Regions from separate parts of the Homo sapiens genome. Here regions 1 and 2 are each linked to region 3. The links are chromatin loops, found by intact Hi-C in ENCODE. Cell type or tissue: MCF 10A. All regions are shown on one strand.

What was found. A loop is a pair of places that touch in the nucleus more often than their neighbours do. Peaks named below come from ENCODE experiments on the same cell type or tissue, not always from the same donor. Only the 100,000 strongest peaks of a DNase experiment are listed, where the experiment ranks them.
Region 1: a loop joins it to region 3, with 15 times the contacts of the local background. A loop is called at or near these places in 23 of 110 quality-filtered maps.
Region 2: it touches region 3 in a loop (19-fold over the local background); 57 of 110 quality-filtered maps call a loop at or near these places.

Annotation. Positions count from the first base shown.
Region 1 is chr9:78,118,090-78,126,089 of GRCh38, reverse strand. No RefSeq gene overlaps it. Among named protein-coding and RNA genes, the nearest start is that of GNAQ, 90 kb to the right of the region's middle. In MCF 10A, a CTCF peak has its summit at 4,384 (motif pointing right); DNase peaks (open chromatin) are centred at 3,249, 4,389 and 6,939.
Region 2 is chr9:77,645,912-77,653,911 of GRCh38, reverse strand. GNA14 (G protein subunit alpha 14) reads left to right here and starts at 5,590. Exons shown (of 7, transcript NM_004297.4): 1 at 5,590-6,242. The coding sequence starts at 6,119. In MCF 10A, a CTCF peak has its summit at 4,283 (motif pointing right); no DNase peak of the experiment used is centred here.
Region 3 is chr9:77,453,848-77,461,847 of GRCh38, reverse strand. The region is part of intron 2 of GNA14 (G protein subunit alpha 14); the gene reads left to right. GNA14-AS1 (GNA14 antisense RNA 1) reads right to left here. Exons shown (of 5, transcript NR_121184.1): 2 at 5,326-5,553. It overlaps LOC124902185 (a long non-coding RNA gene), which reads right to left and starts at 4,765. Exons shown (of 2, transcript XR_007061598.1): 1 at 4,683-4,765. RefSeq lists an enhancer at 6,335-6,454. In MCF 10A, CTCF peaks have their summits at 3,667 (motif pointing left), 4,836 and 6,329 (motif pointing left); DNase peaks (open chromatin) are centred at 3,667 and 4,847.

The DNA of each region.
Region 1 (8,000 bases), 660 kb before region 3:
GAGGCAAAGTGAAGGGGCCAGGATGGCTGGGGCACGGTGAGTGAAGGGAGAATAGAGAGAAAGGGGCTTACGGGAATGGGAAAGGGATCACAGTGGGCCCTGTGGGCCATGAGAAAGACTGAGGATCTTACTGAAATGAGCTGGTAAAATCACTGGGAAATTTTGAGGGGAGAAATGGCCATGATCTGAAGGAATTTTTAAAAGAATTATTTGGCCACTCTATACAGCAGTGGTTCTCAGACTTGAACATGTATCAGAATCATAGTGGAGGGCTTATTAAAACACAGATTACTAGACCCCAGAGATTCTGATGGACTAGGTCAGGTGTGGTCCAGGAGAATTTGCATTTCTAGCAAGCTCCCAGATGATGCTGATGCTGCTGGTCTGGCGCCACCCGGTAAAGACCACTGGTGTAGATAATCATCTGTAAGGGGCAATTGTAGAAGCAGGGAAACCACTTAAGGGGCTATTTGCAATAAACCAGATGATGATGGCTTTGATAAACCAAGTGGTAGCAGAGGAGGTGGTGAGAAGTGATTGGATTCAGGATACAATTTAAATATAGAGCCAATGAGATTTGCCAAATGATCAAATATGGGGCATTATGAGAGAAAGAAATGAATCAAGAATTCTAGATTATGCAATTAGATGAATACAATTGCCATTTACTGAGATAGACAAGAAAGATGGTTGGGGTGTGGAGAAAGAATTTAGGAGTTTAGTTTGGGAAATGTTAAATTTGTTATGCCTGTTAAAGATACCCAAATGGAGGTGTCAAGTAAGCCTTTCTTTAGAGGAGTCTGGAATTCAGGGGAACGTCCTGGTCTGGAGATAGAAATGCAGGGATCGTCAGCATACAGATGGTATCAGAAAGACTGAGCTCATCAATGGAGGGAATGAAGGTAGAGAAAAGGTTCAAGGATGGAGCTCTATGGCAATCCAATGGTTAGAAGTCTGGGTGATGAAAGGAACCCGTAATGAGAGAGAAGTGGCCAGATAGGTTAGAGGAAATCCTGGACAGTGTGATGCCCTGGATGTCAAGGGAAGCAAGTATTTCAATAAGTTCAGGTTTCTTTGCTACAAAGCCAGCTTGTCATTACAATTACCACCAAGAATCCACTGTGAAGGAGGAACTACTGGCTATGATAAGCTATGCTACATTTTGACCTTATGAAGAAACAATTCCAACCAGAAAAGATGGTCACTAAGATTGAGATTTATTTTCTTTTTCATATACACTTTTGAGCTGATTTTATTTTGGCAACCAAAAAATACAGCATTGACCCAATGTAATCACTGAAATGGACTGGAATATTTTCTTTCACCTTCTAGTGTTCTGTGTAATTGACATTTTTCCTTGAAGCAAATCCTCCAATTCTGAGAGATGGAGCTATAAATCTGAGTGGTTATATGTGTGGTCAGACTGCTGGGAATTTGTATGGGTAAATTTGATAAATGTTTCCAGAGGTGCAGTGCAGGCACTCTTTTTCCTACCCCTCTCCATTTATTCTCTGACAGTGGTTCTTGGAATTCTCTGTTTATTCAACAGTAAAAACAAATTAATATTTCAAATTGCTCATTCATTATCTCTGTGAAATCTGGTCTTTAATTTCTTACTTTTTCTAAGCAGGTTAGGAGCAGCCATGCCTGTAATGGCTGGGGAAGACTAGAGGTGGAGCCTGTGTGGGATTTGGGGTTGGTGACAATAGGTGGGAAGAAGAGGATCTGGATTTCTTTTGGAAGCCTGAAGCTTTGGGAGCAATCTACTATCAGGGTTGGGATAGGTTCTGCCATCCATCCACGTGGGTTTGTCTAGCCAAGTAAAGGAAATGAAGAACACATGGCCTAGAGCACCATGCTGCTCATCCTGGTTAGACACAACTGCAAGCACATCAGCTTTGCTCTCCACACTGAGTCCCCAACGTTCTCACTGCAAAGAACTCTCAGGCTTGCTTCTCTGAAAAATACAATTGCTGGCAACTCAAGATGCACAAAGCAGGACCATTTATTGCATCTCTTATCAAGGCATATCTGATGACAAGTCAGCCTTACTCAGCAAAATCTCATTACAGAACATTCATCTCACACAATTTTATACTGCTTCATTTTGTGAGTTACAACTTCAGAGGACTCATCTTTACATGTAAGTAGTATATAAAAACATACACCACAGACCATGTATTGCTTCTTACTGTAAGGAAAAATACCACTTGTTAAGTCAGCATTATTTCCCCCAAGTAAATTAGGTAAATAAGACAATGCCCAAATCTGTGCATTGCAACTCTGCAGGTGATACAACTGCTGGGGACTTGACTTCAGAAGAAGTGGATGAGGACAGCACATTGCTGTACGCTGTTTCTCTGGGGAAATGTAGGTGTTGGTATTCAGCACTGCTGCATGTAGAAGCTGCCCAAGCACAGGCTTCACGGAGCTATAGTTTGCTTCTCTATAAGGAGAAAACAACTGTTGGTTATTCAGGTTTTCTTCTCAAATGAGTTATTGAAATACTTATGGCTTGAAGTGTAATCTCTCCATGTCTTGTTCATTCAACAACAATTGCTTTTACATGTCAGACACTGATCTATGTGCTTGGAATATGTTACAGAAACATACAAAAATACAAAAATTCTTGCTGCCTTGGAGTTCATATTCTAGTTGGGGGAGAAAAAGTAACTAAAAATGTAATAAATAGTTAAATTATATAATGTGTTGGAAAGCCATAAAATGACATGGGAAAAGTGAAGCATGATAAGAAGTTTGGTAGAGAGAGAGCAACAGGTTGCAATTTGAAGTAGAGGAGACAGAGTAGCTTCATTGAGAGGGTGACATCCAAGAAAAGATTTGCAGGAGGTGAAGTAGTAAGCTAAGTGAATCTCCTGGGGAAAGTGCTCCAGGCAGATGAAAGAGCCAGTGCAGAAACAAGCCAGGCACATGTCAGGAAGAGCATGGAGACCAGTATGGCTAGAGTGGAGTGAATAAGGGAGAGAATAACAGGAGTTGAGGTCAAAGAGGTGATGGGGCCCTGCTTGTAGAAGGCCTTATTGGCCATCTGAGGGACTTGGCATTTAGTTTGAGTGAAATGGGAAGCCTTGGAAAGATTATAGGCAGAGAGATGATATGATCTGAGTTACATTTTAAGAAGATCATTCTGGTTTCTATGTTAGGAATAGTCTCTTGGAACACGAGTTTGACAGCAAAAAGACCAAAAGGAGGCTGTAGCAATACTCCGGGCGAGAGAGGGTGATGACTCAACCCAGGGAGGGAGTGGCGGCCAGAGGTATGAGTGAGAGGGTCAACAATGACACCAAAGATTTTAGTATGAGCAATTGGGAGCTTCTATCATCTGAAATGGGAAAACCCTCTAATAGAGTAGATTTGTGGGAGAAGATGAGAACCCCATTTTTGGACATGTTAAGTTTAAGGGGTCTCCGAGAAATCTCAGTGGACATATCAAGTAGGCAACTGCGTATATGAGTCAGGGATTCAGGAGAGATGTTAGTTACAATATAAAAAATTGGGGTTCATTGGCATATTGACAAAGGAGTTTATTAAGAAAGTGACTGTAGGGAAAAGAAAACCAAGGACTGATTCTTGGGGCAATCCAAATGAACTGATCTGGGAGAAGAGGGGACTACAATCAAGACCAAGAAGGAAGAATCAGTGAGATATGAGGCAAATGAGAAAGAGTGTGGTGTCCTGGGCGCCAAGTTAAAAAAATATATTAAGGAAGAGGGTGATCAGCCATGCCATTGGATTTGCAGGTAAATTTCCTCCTCTATAAAATTCAGGTCATATGTTATTTGGATATTGGGGTATCCTGTTTAAAGAATTTCCAATTAAAAGCTTTTTATTCATTAAAAAATAAAATAAAGGCTGGGCGCAATGGCTCATGCCTGTAATCCCAGCACTTTGGGAGGCCGAGGCGGGCGGATCACCCGAGGTCAGGAGTTCAAGACCAGCCTGGTCAACATGGCGAAACCCTATCTCTACTAAAAATACAAAATTAGCCGGGCATGGTGGTAGACACCTGCAATCCAAGCTATTCGGGAGGCTGAGGCAGGACAATCGCTTGAACCTGGGAGGTGGAGATTGCAGTGAGCCGAGACTGTGCCACTGCACTCAAGCCTGGACAACAAGAGTGAAACCCTGTCTCAAAAATAAAAATAAAAATAAAGTAAAATAAAATGCAGGTAATGATAGTGTCTGCCTGATAGGCTTAAATAAGATACTATATGTGAATTGCCAGTCACAATACCTAATGCTAGTATGGGCTATTATAATAATAAATAGTATACTATTTATTATTTTTATTCCTAACATCTCTGAAAAATCACTTATCACTATAAAGCTGTTCACTCACCAAGCTAGCCCCAAGGGGGCGCTCAAAGCCTTCCCTTCTTCCCCATTACTTTTCCTACAAAAGGGAACTCAAATTTAGATGTAGGACAAAATGAACTCTCATTGGCAACTGAACCATTTTGTAGCAAAGACTGGAAAACCCAATGCAGCGAGTGTCAAACTTCAGTGTGGATAAGAGTTACTCGAGGAGCTTGTTAAAATGCAAGACCACAGCAGGCCCAACAGATCAAATAAATCGGAAGGGAACCTGTTTTCCCACCCCAGGTGATTCGAATATATGTATTCTCATGATGCTCTAGTATGGGGCAGGAGGGTGGTAAAAATAATAACTAGCCTGGAGTAAATATTCTCTTCCTCTCTTCTTCTTGGGACCTTGAAATGAGTTTTGCTCTTCCTTTTTTCCTCTCTTCCATGTAGCCAGTGAGGTAAGCCATCCCTGGTGCTTCCTTGGACTGGGAGGTCCCAGCAGGACCAAGATGTTTCTACAAAAAGCACAGTGGAGAGGGCGGCTTGGGCTTGCTTTTAGTTTGTCGACATCAGAGGACACAAAGTGATGCCTGCCAGTCCACATCTGGCCCCCAGATTTGTTTTATTTGACCTGAACAGAATTGGCCCATCCAGTGCTTTAATAAAATTTGAATTTGTTTTCAACATTTAAAACTCAGGAGATTTCACATACAAACCCAGATTTCCTGCTTCTCTGGAACAATAAGAAGATGTGAAACCTGGCCCCGTGTTCCTATACGGCAAAGCTGCTTCCTTTAGATGGGTGTGGACTCTGGAATCTGCCACCATCCCCTTCATTCTTTATTGTTCTCCCCAAAGTCAGGTGTCGGTTGCTATTTATCATCATACATACACTCCTATTTTCCTTAAAGTTGAAGAAAACGAAGCATTTCTTTAGAAAATGAGGATATAACAAGAGGAGTAGTGTTTTTAAAAATAAATTTTCTTATACCAGACCCCTTTTCTCGTTTGCATTATGGGCCTGTCTTCTCTAGGCATTTAAGTTTGCTATTGCAGGTCTAGCTCTTAATCCAGAGGTGAAAAGTTGTCTTTATATTAAAGAATGATGTGGAATATCACAGCAGTAAAAAGGAGCAGAACTACTAATGCACACTAAAATTAATGAATTCCAAAAGTTAGGCTGAGCAAAAGAAGTCAGACACAAAAGCATAATACTATATAATTCCATTTAGATGAAAAATTCTAGAAAAGTTGAAACTAAGCTATAGTAACAGAAAGCAGAGCAGTTGTTTCCTAGGACAGAGGTTGGCTGCAAAGGGCATGAGAAAAAGTTTCTGGAATGATGGAAGTGCTCTATCACTTAATTGTAGTGGGACTTATATGCAGAGATATATATTTGTTAAATCTCATTGACGTGCATTGTATTTTATTTTATTATTTTTTTAGACAGAGTTTCTCTCCTGTTGCCCAGGCTGGAGTGCAATGGCCCGATTTCAGCTCACTGCAACCTCCACCTCCTGGGTTCAAGCGATTCTCCTGCCTCAGCCCCCCGAGTAGCTGGGATTACAGGCATGCACCACCACACCTGGCTAATTTTGTATTTTTAGTAGAGACAGGGTTTCTCCATGTTGGTCAGGCTGACCTCAGGTGATCCACCCACCTTGGCCTCCCAAAGTGCTGGGATTACAGGCGTAAGCCACCACGCCCAGCCTGATGTGCATTTTAAATAAATGTTTTTCTTGCATGCCTATTATACCTAATAAAGTTGATTCTTTTGTTACCTAATAGAATTGTCCAAGGAAAGAGATGGAATAAAGTGGGCCCTTGCCTAGGGCTCTTTTTTGCCTATCGCTGTCTGGAATTTACTATAGTAGGTGGGAGAATAGAATAGAATAGAATTTCAAGATTCACAGGCATTGTGACCAATATTTATGTCTCCTGGAGATGTAAATAACATTTGGCAGAAGGCAACAGACCCAGTTGAGAGTTCAGTTGGTAGAGGAGGCATGGATTGTGGCACAAGTTCCTCCAGAGACTTTAAACTGCTGGAAGACCTGCTCTTCAGCCTCCTTCCATGTGAAGAGAGCCTCCTGGAGGCCCTGGGAGAGGAGCTAGTAAGCTGCATGAGGCGCTGGCAGAAATGTGGGGGCTTTTCTTTTTTCCCTTCTTTCCTTCTTCCTGCTCCTTCTTTGATAAACTCACACTCCGGAACCTCAATCTGCAAAGGCATCTTTTATTCGTGGTGGGCGACATTCCTTGGTGAGAAAGCAAAATCTGGTCTGGGCGACCCTGGATATCCTCCTGGAGGACCAGGGCAGGCTCACCTCCAAATACACAGGGCTTTGGGGTGTAGGCTTTTGGCTTGGTTGTATCTGACATTGCAGGCAAATGCCCCATCTTTCCTCCTTTCTTGTGTTTCTTAGTCAGGATTGAGAAACTGACTTGCACTGTAAAAAATGCAAAGCAATAGAATTTTTATGGTTGACTTGGCCAACTTACAAGAACCTGACAGAGCTCTCAGTAAATTCAGAACTGAAGAACTCATTACGTGGGAGTATTAACAGATACTATGGGTACTCCACCCATATTCTCTTGCCCTTACCACTTCCTCATAAGCTGTTTGATTTCAACAGCAGCACCTGCATTTCTTTGCCTGAGGGTTTTCCAGTGAGGTTGTACCATTGTGCATTCCCACCAGCAATATCTGAGAGTTCCAGTTGCCTCTCATCATCAACAGCACTTGATATTATTGTCAGGTTCTTTTTTAAAGTTATTCTAGTAAGTGTAGCATTGTCTCATCATGGTTTTAACTTGCATTTCCGTAATGACTAATGATGTTGAGCACCTTCCATATGTTTATTGGCTACCAATATATCTCCTCTGGTGAAGTATCTGTTCAAAACTTTGCTATTTAAAAAAAAAAAACTTGGTCTTTTTTTGGTTGAGTTTTGATAGTTCTTCATATAGTCTGGCTTCAAGTTTGTTGTCAGAAGAGTGCTTTACAAATATTTTTTCTCTGTCTGTGGCTTATCTTTTCTTTTCTTTTTCTTTTTCTTTTTTTTTTCTTTTCTGTTTTTGAGACAGGGTCTCACTCTGTCGCCCAGGCTGAAGTACAGTGGCACAATCTCGGCTCACTGCAACCTCCACCTCCCAGGTTCAAATGATTCTCCTGCCTCAGCCTCCCGAGTAGCTGGGACTACAGGGACTACAGGCACATGCCACCACACTGAGCTAATTTTTGTATTTTTAGTAAAGACAGGGTTTTGCCATGTTGGCCAAGCTGGTCTCAAACTCCTGAGCTCAAGTGATGTGCCTGCCTCAGCCTCCCAAGGTGCTGGAATTACAGGTAGGAGCTACCATGCCTGGCCCGTCTTTTTGTAATGTCTTTCATAGAGCAAAAGTTTTGCATTTTGATGAAGTTCAACTTATTGATTGTTTTTCTTTTATGGCTGTGCTTTAGGTATCAGATCTGAAACTATTTCCCTAATCCAAGCTCACATTCAGAATCAACACCTGTTTCTGATTCATTTTGAGTTAATTTTTGTACATGGTGTGAGAAATGAATCAAAATTCATTTATTTGTCTAATTCTTCCAGTTATTTCTTGATAATATATTTCATATAAGGTCTTTTTCCAATATTACTCCACTTGTTTTTCCTTTCTTTGCGCCCCAG
Region 2 (8,000 bases), 190 kb before region 3:
TCTTTTGGAAGGGAATCTGGCCACATCTATTAAAATGAAAAATGTATTTATCCTTCAACCCAGCAGTCTCTTTCCTGGGAATCTATCTTACAGAAATAAAAACGCTAGCATATGAGGATTTATGTACAAAGATGCTTTTAGAGCTTTGTTTTTAGTGGCCCCAAACTGGAAACAAAAATGAGTACCTTTCAAAGGGAAAAGTTGAATAATATATGGTCCTTTCACATCATCTAGTATTATGTAGTCATTAAAAAGAATAAATCAGAGGTAAAACTGTTTACTTAGATTTCACAAAGTATTCTTGGATGAGAAAAACAAAATATAGAGTTCGTGTAATGTAGCTTCGTTTTAAAACTAATGATGACAAACTTACTCTGTGTATATTTACACGTCTATGAAATTATTTACTCTTATATAGGATTATCAGAGCACAAAGAAGTGAAGAATACATCCTAGGTTATTAACATGGGATCATTCAAGAAGAGAGTGATGTAAATGGAGGGGGAAATTTAAGCAAAAAGGAAAAGAAAACAAGCCAAATAATCACCTCCAAACTTCACATTTTAAAGAGTTTGATTTCTTCTTGAGATTCCCCAACTTCAATGAAAAGTCACATTCAAAAACAAACAATATCAATTCCTGCCTACTCACAGTCATGTGTGTTTGAAGGCAGACTTCATTGTCTATCATCCCAGCGTTTTCGGTAACAGTTATATAATAAACAATTTCTGGTCTTCAGACAGAGAATATTGTAGAGCAACATGTTGACATGTTGATTGCCTTAAAAAAAATAGATGTTGAGTGCAAGCAACCACTAGCATCAGTATTACACATCCATCTAAATATCCATCAGTTGGGAACAATAGATACTGGGGACTCCAATAGTGGGGAGTGGGGGCAGGGGAAAGGGGTGAAAAACTACCTATTAGTTACTGTGTTCACTAATGGGGTGACAGGTTCAATTAAAGGCCAAACCTCAGCATCACAAAATATACCCATGTAACTAACGTGCACATGTACCCACTGAATCTAAAATTTTTTTAAAAACAATCAATCAATCAATCATTATCCATCATTGCTCCATCAACTCTCACCTACCAAACTAGAGCCAATGGGTGGGATGGGGAGTAGAAGTGACGGGGAAGAAGGATTGAAAACATTTTAGAGAACACATTGAACTCAAACTGAAAAAAAAAGAACATATTGGATTCAGAAAAATGAATTAGAAAATTTGGAATCATTTACACTAACACATTCAGGAGATGGACAAGCAGACTCCCACTGATGACTGAGCTGCTTAAGAGTTGATACACGTACAATTAAAACTAAAGTTTTTCTCACTGAACTCTGGGTATTTGGCTTAAAAATAAAATAAAACTAAAGATGTGGTGGCTTATGCCTGTAATCCCAGTACTTCAGGAGGCTGAGGCAGGGGGACTCTATGAGGCCAGGAGTTCAAGACCAGCCCGGGTAATATAGTGAGACCCTGCGTTTACAAAATATAAGAATAAAAAAATAGCTGGACATGGTGGCATGGGCTTGTAGTCCTAGCTATTTGGGAGGCTGAGGTGGGAGAACTGCTTGAGCCTAGGAGTTCAAGGCTGCAGTGAGCCATAATCACGCCATTGCACTCCAGCTTGAGTGACAGACACTCTGGCTCTTAAAAAAAAAAAAGTTAAAAAACATTTTATTAAATAATAATACATACAGCAACCTTGATATTGGCTCTTTATATTTTATTCTTAAGAAAAAATATTGGCCACACCCTAGGAATGTGTCACAACTGCAGTTTGAAAAATGCTGACATAGAGCAGCAAAGGTACATTAGTATTAGTGCTTTGTGAACTTCCTCAAGGTCCTATTTTTACTCTATGTTACTTGTTAAGTTCAGAGACAATACACTTGTGAAAGTGAACTGCATCTTTCCAGCCCTCTATTTGCACATTTCCTTGGCATTCTGAATTAGAAACAGGGCAGTCATTCTCTCTAAGGGGGCCAGTGGCAGGTGAGGGCAGCTCATATATACAAGTTCTTCCTAAGTTATACATTCATTTGTTTTGTACTTGCTTATTGGTTTTCACTGTCTTCCACCACAAGAACCTTCTTTTCTTGCATCTCAGACTAATTCTTCTTGGTTTCAGTATTTAAGGTTAGTCAACTGAAACTTGCTAATTTAGGAATACCAGGATAAGTAAGAAAAACTCTTTACCTGTGAGTAACTCATAGATTAGAAGAAACAGACGGGTGTAATAGAGTGAGATGTTGACAGTGTTCCAGCAGTAGGGAAAGATGGATGTAACTGACAAGGGCTGGAGTTGCTTCCTCAGAAGAGATGTAATTGAAAAAGAAATTACCTAATTTTGCCTAGGGTAAGAGATGGTATTCCTGGAAGATGGAACAGCATGCACCGAGGCATGGAGGCAGGAGGTAGGGAGAACAGAAAATTCCATTTGTCTAGAGTTCCAGGAGAGTGATGGAAGATGAGGCTGCTGTGCATATCTGTAGGCCTGGGGAGCGCCCTCAGGTGACTCTGTGCTCTCACTGTTCTCTGGAAGGAAGCAGGAAGGGGTAGGTTCAGATTTCAGGGTCTCAGTTTTACTTCTTTCTACTAGACTATAGCTCTACCGAAAGTCTGGAATTGTCTTATTACCTGAATCCTCACTGCCTGGTACAGGGGCTGGTATGGACCTAGTGGACATTCAGAGGGATATCAGACAATTAGCTCACCCCTGTAGCCCCACACTTGGTGGATATCTGAAACTCAGGTCCAGTCTGCGCTCTCGTCTTCAAGATGAATAAAATAAAATTGCAGCTTTTTTGAAATAACTTAGGAAAATAAATATTCTCTTTTATTGAGAACTCTTCTCAAAACTACCCCTTCCTGGAAAGATGTTTCCAATGAATTAATATCTTAAAATTATTATCATTTTACCTTCCAGATTCTACAGATAAGGAAAACAGAGATGAATAAAACATAGAAGTATAAAAATGATTGACTTGTGATATCCCAGTTTTCTGTTTCTTACCAGTGGCTGATGCTCAATAACAACTTTAGGTTTTTGATTATTTTTAAATAAATTTATTTTGGATAAGTGTGAATGTCATCAAAGAAATAATGCATGTTAGAGTTGGGTGATCCTTTTGAGCTTATTCTGGCTTATCCCTCTCATCTTATAGTTAAGGAAAGTGGAGCCTAAATAATTTTATGCAAGCTGCCCCAAATTTTTTCTTTCTTTTTTTTTTTTTTTGAGACGGAGTTTGGCTCTTGTTGCCCAGGCTGGAGTGCAATGGTGTGATCTTGGCTCACCACAACCTCTGCCTTCCGGATTCAAGCAATTCTCCTGCCTCAGCCTCCCGAGTAGCTGGGATTACAGGCATGTGCCACCACACCCAACTAATTTTGTATTTTTAGTAGAGATGGGGTTTCTCCATGTTGGTCAGGCTGGCTGGTCTCGAACTCCCAACCTCAGGTGATCTGCCCGCCTCGGCCTCCCAAAGTGCTGGGATTACAGACGTGAGCCACTGCACCCAGCCCAAATTTTCTAATGAACAATGAAAATCAACCAAACAGCCATGACTCACAGCAAGCTACCTTTTTGATGTGTGTCCCTTCAGTCTCTTAAAAATGTGTATGCGTATTCTTATACTAAAATCTTATCATACTCTTTATATTTTTGGATCTTGCCTTTTTCATTCAATATATTTTGAGGATTTTCTCCAAATTTATTCACATGTTTACTACTCGCATATCCACATATTTAATGGCTCCAAAACATCTCATTGTATGGATAAACCATGATTTAAGTGATCTCTTCCCTGTTGTTAGGTATTTAGGTTGTGAGTTTTTGTTGTTGTATTGGCAATAAAACCTTTGCATCAGTCATGAGGCTTCTTTCTAGTTATTTCTTAAGGGAGAAATTACTGGTTTGGCCGAAGGGGACGGACATGTTTAAGGCTTCAGATATATACTGCCAAGCTGACTAGCCCAGGAAAGTTGTACAGATTTGCCCTAATCAATATGTTTCATAACTGTTTTTGAAATCTTGCCAACTTTAAACCTAATAGGTCAGTATCAGTAATTCCCGTTAACGTAAGAGTTCAAATTTGCCCTAGTTTTAATCATTTAAAAATTTTTTATAATTTTTAAATGATAACAATTATGATGCAACCATGACTTTGAGAAGCCAAGAGATCTTATTCTCAAATTGTAAATGAATCCGTAAGAGCTAAGAGAGAAGAAACAGGCTATTAAATGGCCAAAGATCAAATCTGAAATGTCCAGGAGTTTTCCTGTAGGGGTCACTGTTACTGTCAATTTATGCCTGCAAGAAAACTAAAATAGTCACACATTAAAGCATGTATGCACATTTTTAATGTCTGATTCCTCTACATTTCTTAAACTGTAAAATAATAAGAACATGCAGCCAGATAGCATCGCGATACCAACTTCTTTATATAATGACACGTACCATTCCACTCAATGTGCTCCTCAGTTTGAATTTATAAAATATATGCTACTCAAATGAAAGGCACTTATGCCTGCTCTTAGTAGAGGAAGCGCTAGCTAATTGCCTAACGCCCCATTAGCATATGGCCTATACTGACTTGAGAAGGAAAGAACGTTCATTGCTGTGGCCAATAGGATCCCCTCTCCCCACCTTCCCTTTTCTGCATCAAAATCTACACAGACAAAAGTCAGATGTTGTAATATGCATTTTATCGTGTCACTTAAGTACTAAGAGGTGCTTTTAAAGTTTTTATTAATGCTGCTCAAACTTGACCCCGACGGTCCAGGATACAGGCCAAGGTGTCAGTGCGGACACAATCGCAAGGCGGCTGTTAGGCTTCAGGGCTGGGCAGGAAACTTGCCAGGTGCTACTAGGAACGTATCAGCCCTTTCTACAAAGCAGGTGTCTTTCCCATCATAAAATGCAAAGCAATCAGCCGTTCCCTTTCTCCCCAGCCCCCTCGTCCGGAGACCGAGAGGATATTTACCCTGGGCTCTTGCAGTTCTCTTATAACTGAACCCAGCGGCGGCTCCTTCTCCGAGCTCAGAGCCAGCAGGCTCAGGCCCAGCCACACTTTACAGGCAAATTGCCGAGCTGACCAAGGGCTTTGGCCAAGCCCGAGCTGGGCCGGGGCGTCCGGGAAGCGGAAGGAGCCAGTCTAGGAAATCCGGGTGTGCGTGGTGGTGAAGCTGGTGGGCAAGCTTCCACTTCAGGTCCGGGGCTTTGTGTCCCGCAACAGACGCTTGGCGCCGCTCCTCTTCCAGCCTGCTGCCGCCTTCTCCGAGCGAGTGAGTTGGCGAAACTCACTCACCTGTCGGAACCCGGTGCCTGGCGGCCAGACGCGCAGATTACAGCAAACCTTGGCCGGGACGCCCCAGCCAGGGAGGCAAGTGTGGGAGCTGCTCCTAGAGGTGCCAGCTCCCACCCCCAGCTCCGCGCCCCCTGCTCGTCCCCTTTCACTTCCAGGCGCCTTCGGCTTGGGGTGCCCAGAAGGGCAAGTCCAGCAGACGCCAGGGCTGCAGGTTCAAGATGCTCCGCCTCCTCCTGCCACTTAGAGCCACAAACGCTAGCGGGAACCTTTCCACTCAGTCTTAGTCTGCGGTCACTGCTGAGGTTTTCAGAACTTTCCAGGCAAAGGCCAGCCAGGTCCTTTGCCTCCAACCCACTCCGCGCCTACCTCCCGCCTGGGGACACCCCTAGGCCCAGGAGATCCTACTCTCCCCCGAGCACCGACGTTCCAACTCGTCTGCGCCCCCGACTGCTGTCCGGCTCCTGTGCCAAGGGGCGCGCGCATCTTCCCGGGGCCAGCAACGCTCCCAACTTCTCGACTCGCCCTCCTCCTCCCCAGAGCGAGAGTGGGGCGGGCTGAGCCCGGATCCGGGGTGCACTCGAGCGTTCCCAGCGCTCGGCATTCACCCCGCCTCAGAGCCGACTTTCGAAGGGGGATTGAGCCTCGGAGGTCCAGGCGTCTTACTCCAAAGCTCAAGTCGGCCCCCGTCTTTTCTTTCCACACCCCTGTGCCCGTCGCATGCTGGCCGGGTGAGCGGCCGGGCCGAGGATTCGGGTGCCCGGGGCCGCGTCGCCCCGTCGGGTACTGAGCTGAGCGCACCATGGCCGGCTGCTGCTGCCTGTCCGCGGAGGAGAAGGAGTCGCAGCGCATCAGCGCGGAGATCGAGCGACAGCTTCGTCGGGACAAGAAGGACGCGCGCCGTGAGCTTAAGCTGCTGCTGCTGGGTGAGTGGCTGCGTCTCCGACTCCAGTGAGCCGGGCGTTTTTCTTCCGAGCCCTCCCGGCCTCTCCACTGGCACCCGCGCGGCCCTGGAGCCCAGCGGGGTGCAGGGCGGCTTCGTCCTTCTCCCCCTCGGAGCTCACGGATGCCAGCAACTTGGGGCCTTAGGTGCCTGTTCTTTCCATCTCTGGCTGGGCGACTTGCAAAAGCAACACCTTCCCCTGCCCCAAAACAGGATAGGGACCTGTAACACTTAACCTCTTGACCGCTGTACCTTATGTGTTCCGGTGTGCCCCTCTCCTCAAAACCCCGTCCACTCCTCCGCCCGCAGCACACCCAGCTTGGGGTCTGTGGTGACCCACATCTTGGGTTCAGCGCTAGCTCTGACCCGTACGCTTTCAGTTCTAGATGAAGCATCTTGAGAATTTACCATGTGCCAGATCGTGCTAAGTTCTTAAGGGCATCACCACCTGGTGATGCGGGCAGGTGATATCGCTATTCTAGAGAATTAAAACATGGAGGCCTGGAGAACTGACCAACTTGCCCTGATTGAGAAAAGGCAAAGCCGATGCTAGGTCAGCTGTGGGGGTGAAGCCCATGCCGTTGCTGCTCCTCTGACCGTGAGCTCCTATGCCTGCCTCCCATGGGGGTCCCTCAGGCCTTTGTGTTTGCAGCGGACCCAAACCTCCCTTGCCCAGCTTGACTCAGTGTGTCCACGTCCTAGGATTCAGCTTGGCTGCCCTGGTGCCTCTGGCAGGTCTTCATCCAGCTCTTTTGGTGTCTCTGCAAAGGTCTGGGTAGGACATCCACTTTCAAACACAGAAAGAACACAGTTTAAGGTTTGCCCAAGTTATGCCATGAGGCAAGGATCCCATCTCAGACTTTCTAGAACGCTGTCAACACATTTGCTGTTTGAGGAATATTTTACCTTTTCTACCTTTCAGACCATGATATCAGCTGTCAATTTTTTTCTAGATAGCCACAAAGATTTCAACTTTTTTTCTTTCACCCCTTTTGAACAGGAATCTTCTCTTATACCATCTATTTATTCATCTTTATTCCTTGTATAGGAATCACCCTCCCAGAAAGCTTCAAGGAAAGAAAAAGTTGATCTAGTTAGTGTAATATAGAGAAGGCTCTCAGCCAGTATGGCCTTCAGACCTGGGCGGAAGAACCCCCTTATCCTTATCCCCTGGGTTTAAAGGGCCCAGTCTGGCCTTCTGGGGGTTGGGGGGGGGTGTGCCCCTCCCCACAGAGCTGGAAGTCTGTAGGTCCAAAGGGGCTTGCTACCCAGAGACCATGCTGCCCCCTCCCTCCCAAGACCTGGATGGAATGAATACCCAGCCCAAAGGGACCCATACCAGCTTCTAAGGCCTGAGCCCTAGAAAAGAAGGCAGACCTGATCCCTGGAGAGCTCACAAAGGGGCAGCTGTTTGCTGGGGCGTAAAAGTGCTTGGAAATGTGGGCTGGGTAGGAGTGGAGGGAGTCCCCGTGGGTGCCCAAGAGGCCCCCCTAGGAGAGAGGGAGCTTGGGTGGGGAAGGGAAGGGGCTCTGTTCATTGGCCAGGTCTGCTATTTCTGTGTCTGACCCATAACTTTGAAAAGTCTGAAAATTCTAAATTGTCCCTGGCCTTCTAGGCTGTTATAAAGCTACCTTTGTCAAGGGAGGAGGAATACGTGAGAATTTGCTAGCTTGATTAACACTAGAAAATAACTATGGGTGCGGGGCTTTGTACTTTTGCCCTGAACCCCACAAACCAGAGG
Region 3 (8,000 bases):
TATGTTCTTTGGCTTTTACTCTTGCTCAGGAGAATATCAGAAAGCACTGGGCCTTTTTTAGGGAAAGACGGTTTGCTGGGATACTATTATTCAAGAAATTCTAACAGTAAACGCATGCTGATTTAAGAGAAGCATGTTTGGGGGGTATATATTGCCAATACCTTAAAATAAAAGTGAGTATAAAGCTATAAGGACTGTATCCATGATGATTTACTTCCTAATTGATCCTTATGATATAGGATCATGGTATAGGATCCCCGTGTTGTCATTTACCCCTTCTGATAAAGATGGTGAGCGAGGCTAAGAAAATGAGTTTGGAATAAAAAATGGAATCCCACCCAATTGCTTACAAGCTGTGTGACATCAGGCAAGTTGCCCAAGCTTTCTGAGCCCCGTTTTTTACTTTTTAGAATATAATAATTTTGTTCTAGAGGGATGTTTTAAGAATCACCGTTGAGGCCCAAGCCCATGTTTTATTCCAGAGCTTCTCAATGTTAATAATGCAAATGAACTACCCGGGATCTTGCTAAGGCGCAGCTTCAGAGTCATTATCTGGGGTGGGAGCCGAGATTCTGCATTGTTAGCAAACTCTCTTGCTCCCATGCTGGTGTGCTGTGGCTGGTCTGAGGAGCTCACTTTGGACAGCCAAGTTTTGCAGCACTCACAGCGCGGATGCCACCCCCTGCAGCCCTCCGCGGGGGCCTGGTGAGAGCCTGCTGGGGACCCACCTGGGACTCATGAAGGCCCATCATTCAGTGACTGATCAGCATGAGTGAAGGCTGGATATCTGCCACTTATCACAGCTAATGGAACTGTCTCCCTTAGATAAATTGAGTTAGAGAACAGCTTTAGGGTTAACAAACTAACTTTATACTTTATTTTCTGAGCCCTTGACGTCTGTGATCCCACTGGGTTGATTTGGTTTGGTTTTTCGGTGAGACCTGTAAGGGAGAGGTGCTATAAATAAATCCAATTTACAAAAAAACAAAGTCAACGACACTGGACCTGGCCCCTGCTCTTCCATCCACGCCCCACAGCCTGTGATGGTGATAATGCACTTCGTTCTTTTCATTCTTGGGCACACCCTTTCCATCCCCCATAGCCGAGGCGTAGTCAGGGGGCAGGTCTGGCTAAAGATGCTTTTTTGGCCCCTTCATTTCTTTCTCTTTGCTTCCTGCGTACTCGTCCCCACAGCCCTTTCTTTCCTAGGAGCTCCCGTGAGGACCTGCAGGGATTCTAGTCCATCACAGTTGCTTGCAGACGCCCTCCCAGCCAAGGCTCAGTCATTGGTCCCCGTCTGTCCAGAGTTTTGCCAGTTGGTTTATGAATTAATTTCCTGGGGCTGTCTTAACAAACTGAGTGGCTTAGAACAACAGAACTTTATTCTCTCAGAGGTCAGGAGGCCAGCAGTCAGAAATCAAGGTGTCGGCAGGGCTGGTTCCCCCTGGAGCCTCCAAGGGAGAATCTTTTCCATGCCTCTCTCCCAGCTGCTGCTGGTGGCCGGCAACCCTTGGTGTTCCTCGGCTTGCGGACACAACACTGCAATCTCAGCTTCCATCCTCACGTCGGCCTCTGCCCTGTGTCTCCCTCTGTCCTCTTCTGTCTCTTACAGGCACTCTCATTGGATTTGGGGTCCATCCTAATCCAACGTGACCTCATCTCAATCCGTACTTCAATGACATCAGTGAAGACCCTCTTTCCAAGTAAGGTTAAATTCCGAGGTTCCAGGAGGAGATAATTTGATGGAGACACGATTCAGCTCACTAGAGTTTGGAAGAATTTTTCTGATGGGAGGTTTGGAGGATGGGAGAAAAAGAACAGGGAGACCAAAGCAGAGAGGGAAATGAACTTGTCCGTGAGAAATGCAGGGAGCTATAGGGGATCCACGAGACCCATTGGTGCCCGCACAAGGACACAAACCAGTCTCCTCTGCCCGGCCACAGTGGGGTAGCGGGATGGGCAGGGCACAGAATGCCTGGCAGAGGGTGGGCGAGAGATGCCAGGAGGATATAAGGCACTTTCTAGGCCCCGTGGGCTGTGAGAAAGCCTTGTACCTGGAAGTCAGGGGAGTCTGGGGTCAAATAAGGACACATTATTAGGCTTGGCTGCTGAGAAGCTCATTTGACATTTGGAAAATAAAAAATGAAATTGTTGAGGGATCAGGCATTGCTAATAGCTTATAAGTAGCAGAAATTATAGGCCCAGCCTCCCCTGCAAGTGGGACTGACAGTGGAGAGCTCAGGAAAGAGCTTGCGGGTGGGACCTTGGAGATGAGGACCTGAGAGCAGTGGGGTCTCCTGAGGCAAGAGGCGGTGCCTGGGGCCGTATGTTGGGGAGGAAGTTGCAAAGAGACATCCTGGGTCTGCACACTGCCCAGGAAAGAGCACATGGAAGCAGACAGGAGGCGAGGCCAGGCGTCATTTTGCTTGGATTACCCAGGCAGGAGGGCACTGGAGAAGACTTTGAGGTGAGGGCAGGCTGGGCTTGGGCTGAGCTGCAGGCAATCTTACAGTAAGACAATCCCCCTGCTCCTTATGTTTAATTGTGGTAAAATATACCTAACATAACATTTGCTATTTTAGCCTTTTTTCTTTTTTTTCTTTTTTTTCCCTGAGACTGGGTCTCACTCTGTCGCCCAGGCTGGAGGGCAGTGATGTGATCTCAGCTCACTGCAACCTCCACCTCCCGGGTTCAAGTGACTCTTGTGCCTCAGCCTCCTGAGTAGCTGGGATTACAGGCGCGTGCCACCACACCCAGCCACTTTAGCCATTTTTAAGTGTACAATTCAGTGGCATTAAGTACATTCTCATTGTTGCGCATGTCCCTTACTTTTTTATCATGAGCAAGGGATGGAGGGCGATGACTTATTGTTGGTGACAGAGTGCCATGAGGAGGTGGGGCTAGAGTCTTGGGCAAGGGGGAGAAGAGGACAACCCCCCCCCCTCCAGCTTGTGATAAAAGGAGCTTAGGTTCTGCAGAGAGGTGGACTTTGTGGAACTCTGGAAAGCACAGTAGAGATACTGTTCAGGAATAAATGGGCCCTGATTTCTGCTGTGTCCCCTCGGGATGTAGCCCTGCTAATGCCAAATTTGCTTTGAAAGCCAGAGAAAAGCCCTCGATGTTGATAAACAATCTGTGATACAAAAGTGCACAGATTTCTTTAGTATCTTTACTCTAGGAAAACAGTACAGTAAATTGAGAAGAGACTTCAGTGCAAGTTCTCTTCAAATACGTGGGGCATCCTTATACTAAAAAAGCGTTTGTTGTTTATCCGAAATCCAAATTTAACTGATGTCCTGTATTTTTATTTGGCAACCATATTCTGATGAGACTTTGATATCTGGGCTAACTAAATCCGGAACTTTCGCTAACTGTGCCCTACTGTGATGGGGTCTTCTCACCAGTCACTAATCCATCAGAAACCCACTGCAGGTTCAGGCGCGCGTGGCCAGCGCATTCCTAGTCCGCCACACTGCTACCCAGACAGAACATCCACTGCTTCCACATTCTCCCCAGGCTGCAAAGAGTTCCCAGGAGACTTTCTTTTCCCCCCTCAAAGCTGTGCACTTGGGCCTGGTTTCACCTGCAGAGAAGTGGGTAATGGCTGATAGAGGAAGAAGCGGGTCCCTAAGACAGTCGCCTCTGCTCCACAGTGCCATCTAGAGGAAAGACAGGACATACGCTCTGAGAAGCGCAAGGCTGGGGTGTTAATAAGCAGGCCCTTGGGAAATCTGGAGTGCCCTGTTCCCCTCATTATGATCCCGATCCCAGGCAGAAATGCCTGTGGGCTATCACTACAAAAGGAAAACAACCAAAAATGCATCCAGGATTAAAACCACCGTTTCAAAAGCACATCATTAAAGCAAGCTGTGACCCAGATGTTTGTTTTGGTGTGCTTAAGAGTTTTTCAAGCAATTGAAAAGAGTGGAAAAAGTGAAACACCAAGAAAAAAGAAAAAGAAAAAAAAAAGCAGAGCAAGGAATGTTGTTGGATGATTCTCTGTGAGCCAAGGAGGACCTTTTTATTTAAAAATCTGTAAGCTTTGGTGTTGAGGGAGAACTACTACAAAACTAGACTTGAATTATCATTGGAGCAGGATTTTGAAAATTTATTAAGAGTAGCAGGCTGGGCGGCGTGAGGGTGTCTATAGCCCGGATGAAGGTGCTTATGAAGTAAAAGGCATGTCAATGGGAAATGTGGTCGCTGGAAACATGTAGTTAAATTCAGTGCAAAGAGTAGGACAACCTCACATGTGTCCTTGTGTGCAAGGGAAATCAGCTGCCCTCTTGGCTGCTTTCTCACACTCCGGTAGGGCATTGCCGGTCCATCACACAGAGCTGTCTATAAGACACTGATGGAGTACTATGGAAAGCTTACGGGCATACACAATTGGGCTTAGTCCCTTTACCACTCATTCACTTTATAATTGCAGGAAGCAACTTAAGTTCTCTTGTCAATTTTTATGTACTTCAAAGAACTACTAATAAAATTCGAATTTATAGAACATAGACCCCCAAGGGGCATTTTGTGTTGGTGATAATATTCTACTAACTTGAAAAGTTGCAGCAAAGATGCGCCTTCCACTAAACTCTAACTCAGTCTCTTTCTTTTTCTCTCTCCTTGTCTCTCTCTTTCTCTCTCGCTCCCACTTTCTCAAAGGGTCAGAATGCCTGGGTTCTTACCTTCATATTAGCTCTGAAACAGACTTCAAGATAAAACCTAGCTACGTCGTTCTGGCTGAAACTTTGTAAGTGTTAGGTATAAAGTAAGCACCCTGGGTCTTGCTTCTGTTAATGGGCTTGCAATTGTGGAAGCTGCCACTACGTGGCGTCGTGAGTCACAGTGAATCCTAGTGAGTCACAGGCATGAAACCTAAGTCCTGGCTGTCCCTAGTCAAGGCTATTTATGGTCCTAGGTAAGTACGTAAACTCGTCAGCTGTGTTTATTTTTTTTCATAAACATCACATTGATATTGATATGGATGTAAACCTCTGACAATAATTATTAGCTGATTTATTTTTTAAATATTGTATTTATTTTTACTATAATATTTTCCAATAACTATATTATATTTATTGTATAAATAATATCCTTTGGAGTAGGGTTAAAGAATGTGGGCTGGCATCAGCGATGTACCTTCAGAATGTGTCTTATCAACTCTAGTTTTTCATACTCTGTTTTAGAAAGAACATACGTTACTCCTCAGTTCCACGGTGAATATTAGCAAGTCTTCCATATGGAAACAGTCACATCGTGCTTTTGGGTCTTGGTGTCAGATATTCTCTTACACCTGTTTATAACTTACCAAGGAAAATGCTTACTTACTTGTTTCCAAGCCCTTCTTCTATTTCTGGAACTTCGTTTTCTACTTTCAAGCGGGGTTTAGCTATTACCAAGTTCTGTACTTCAGAGAAGTTTGTTTTACATTGTAGAAGAGCACTTGCCAGGCAAGATGTGCAGAAAACTATTCCTCTGGGCTTTACAACATGTGTAATGGTCTCTTTCTAGTCTGGAGAGTTGCACAGGCAGCCAACTGTCCCCACTCTTTCCTTCCTTTAAAATGTAAATGTATTTAAATCAATAGGGTGTGATGGTTAACAGCCTAGGCTCTGTTGGTCAGGCACGCTTGGAATTGAATGGTTGTTCTGGTACTACTTCTTATCTTCTCTAGGCCTCATCTGTTTCCTTATCTATTAAATAAGGGTATTAAAGTATCTTATTTCCTGGAGTGGTTGTAAAGATCATATATGATCATGCTTATACTAGGTGGTCACAATAATGGCTCAGTTTAGATTAGCTATTATTATTATTTTATTTCATTTTTATGTATACCCTATTTCCTTATACAACACATTAGAGGCTACTTATAAGACTGTCTACCTTAAAATAGTAATCAGTGCCAGAAAAGTTTTTGAATTAAAATGAAAGAGTGAGGCTGGGCAGGGGCCTGTGGGGGAATGAAACACAGGTATTGTAAGATACAAGTACTCATAAACTTCTACTCAGTTACTTAGACTTAGCCACATATTTGTTTCTGAGCTTCCCACTAGCTAAAGTGAAAAGAGAATCAGGTTCACTCATGCGATTCCTATGGACCACAAGGCAAAACCTACCAGTCTCTCAGCGAAGCATAAGGGGTCTTGGTTCTTAACTCCAAGAATATATATTCCTTATGTGGGGCATCATGTGAACAGAGACAGTAACCCTAACAATAACCCTATATGAGGTATCGTAGACACTTTAAAAATATAAGCCGAGGGAAAAGTAAGAGGTAGTTTTGCTCCCCAGAGAACTGGGAACAAGACCATGTGCTGGGCAGAATTCTGAGATTCACGCCCCCTGGTGTACACGTCCTGCATAATCTCTTCCCCTTTGGGTGTGGGCAGGACAGTGTTGGCTGTCACTCCCACGATTAGATTATGGGATATACAAAGTGAAGTCCCGATGTAATGAAGTCCCTAATCAGTGGCTTTAAGTAATCAAAAGGAGATAATCCTGGGTGTTCTGACCTAATCAGCCCATTAAAGAAGATCTAGAGTTCAAGGAGAGTCTCTGCTAGCCTTGAAGAAGGATACTGCCATGCTGTGAGAGAGCCACATGGCCAGGAACTGAGGGCAGCCTCTAGGAGCTGAGAGAGACCTTCAGGTGACAGCTGATGAGACAACAGGGACCTCAGTCCTACAGTCCTGAGGACCTGGATCCTGCCATCAGCCTGAATGAGCTTGGATGAGAGCACAGCCAGCAAACATCTTGATTTCAGCCTTGTGAGACCTTGCACAGAGAACCCAGTTATACCATTGCCTGGACTTCCGACCTACAGAAACTTTGAGATCATCAAAAGGTATTGTTTCAAGCTGCTGAGTTTGTGGCAATTTGTTACACAGCAATAGAAAACTAATGCAAACCATATGGCTGGAATCCACAGCCTTTGAATAGATTCAGAAATAAAATCCAGAACATCTAGGGCATTTCCCAAACTAAACATTCATGGGAGATGCTAATATATGTGTCACATTAAAAGCAAAACAACTTTTTTCGTTGACCCTGACTGTTCGCATTAGAAAGGCCTTTGCTCTACTGGTGGGGCAGAGAGTCAGGTTTCTGGGTTGTAAGCAACAGAAATAAACTGACTCACATTTGCAGAAGAGAGTTTATGGAAAGGCTATAGTGAGGTCATGGAATCAAGGAGCAGGCTAAAGAAACAGTCTCAGAATGGACAGGAACCTGAAAACTCCAGGGGTCTCACTTCCAAAAAAAAAAAAAAAAAAAATCCTGATGGCCAGTTGCCACCAAAATAAAAGAATTTCATCTGTTCCTTTTCCCCGTCCCCACTATTATCAGATAACTCCCCTCAAGGTTCAACAGCTCAGCAAAGTCTGAGTGGCCTGGCACTTAGCCACAGGAGAGCAGGAGACCTGAATTAACAGGTGTGCCAAGATGCACACAGCGAGCGAAAGGTTATCCTCCCAAGCTCAGTTGTAACCCGAAGGAGAGAGAATGGATAATGGGCCACCCAAAAACAAAGGGGGTTCACAGAAGTAGATCAGACTGACAAGTTTAGGGGTAGAATCTGAGACTTCCTCCTTTATGTCTTAGTGTTAGAGGAAAGGGGAAGTCACTTTTGTAAGAAACGGTGAAGACTTTGGAACCACCAAATCCAAAGCTTCAGGAGAAGTAGAAAGAGGGGAGCCGGGGGTGTGGGGTGGAACTACGCAGGTAGTGGAAGGCTGGGCAATGCGGTTCTTCCTTGTGAAATCCAAGATTTTGAAGAGATCGGATGCTGCACGGAGCGGGCGAGGAGCCTGAGCTTTGTGCCTGTGCAAATGAGAAGAGATACTGAATCATGAAGCTTTCACTTCTGAGCATTAGCAGAAACTGCAGCAAGACTTCTGACTTTTACAAGCTATGGAATCGGCTGGAGTCTGAGCAGTTTTATCCTGTGAGAAAATGGATCCCCAGTTGCCATTGAACTATATGTATTTGGCAAGTAGTGTATCGTA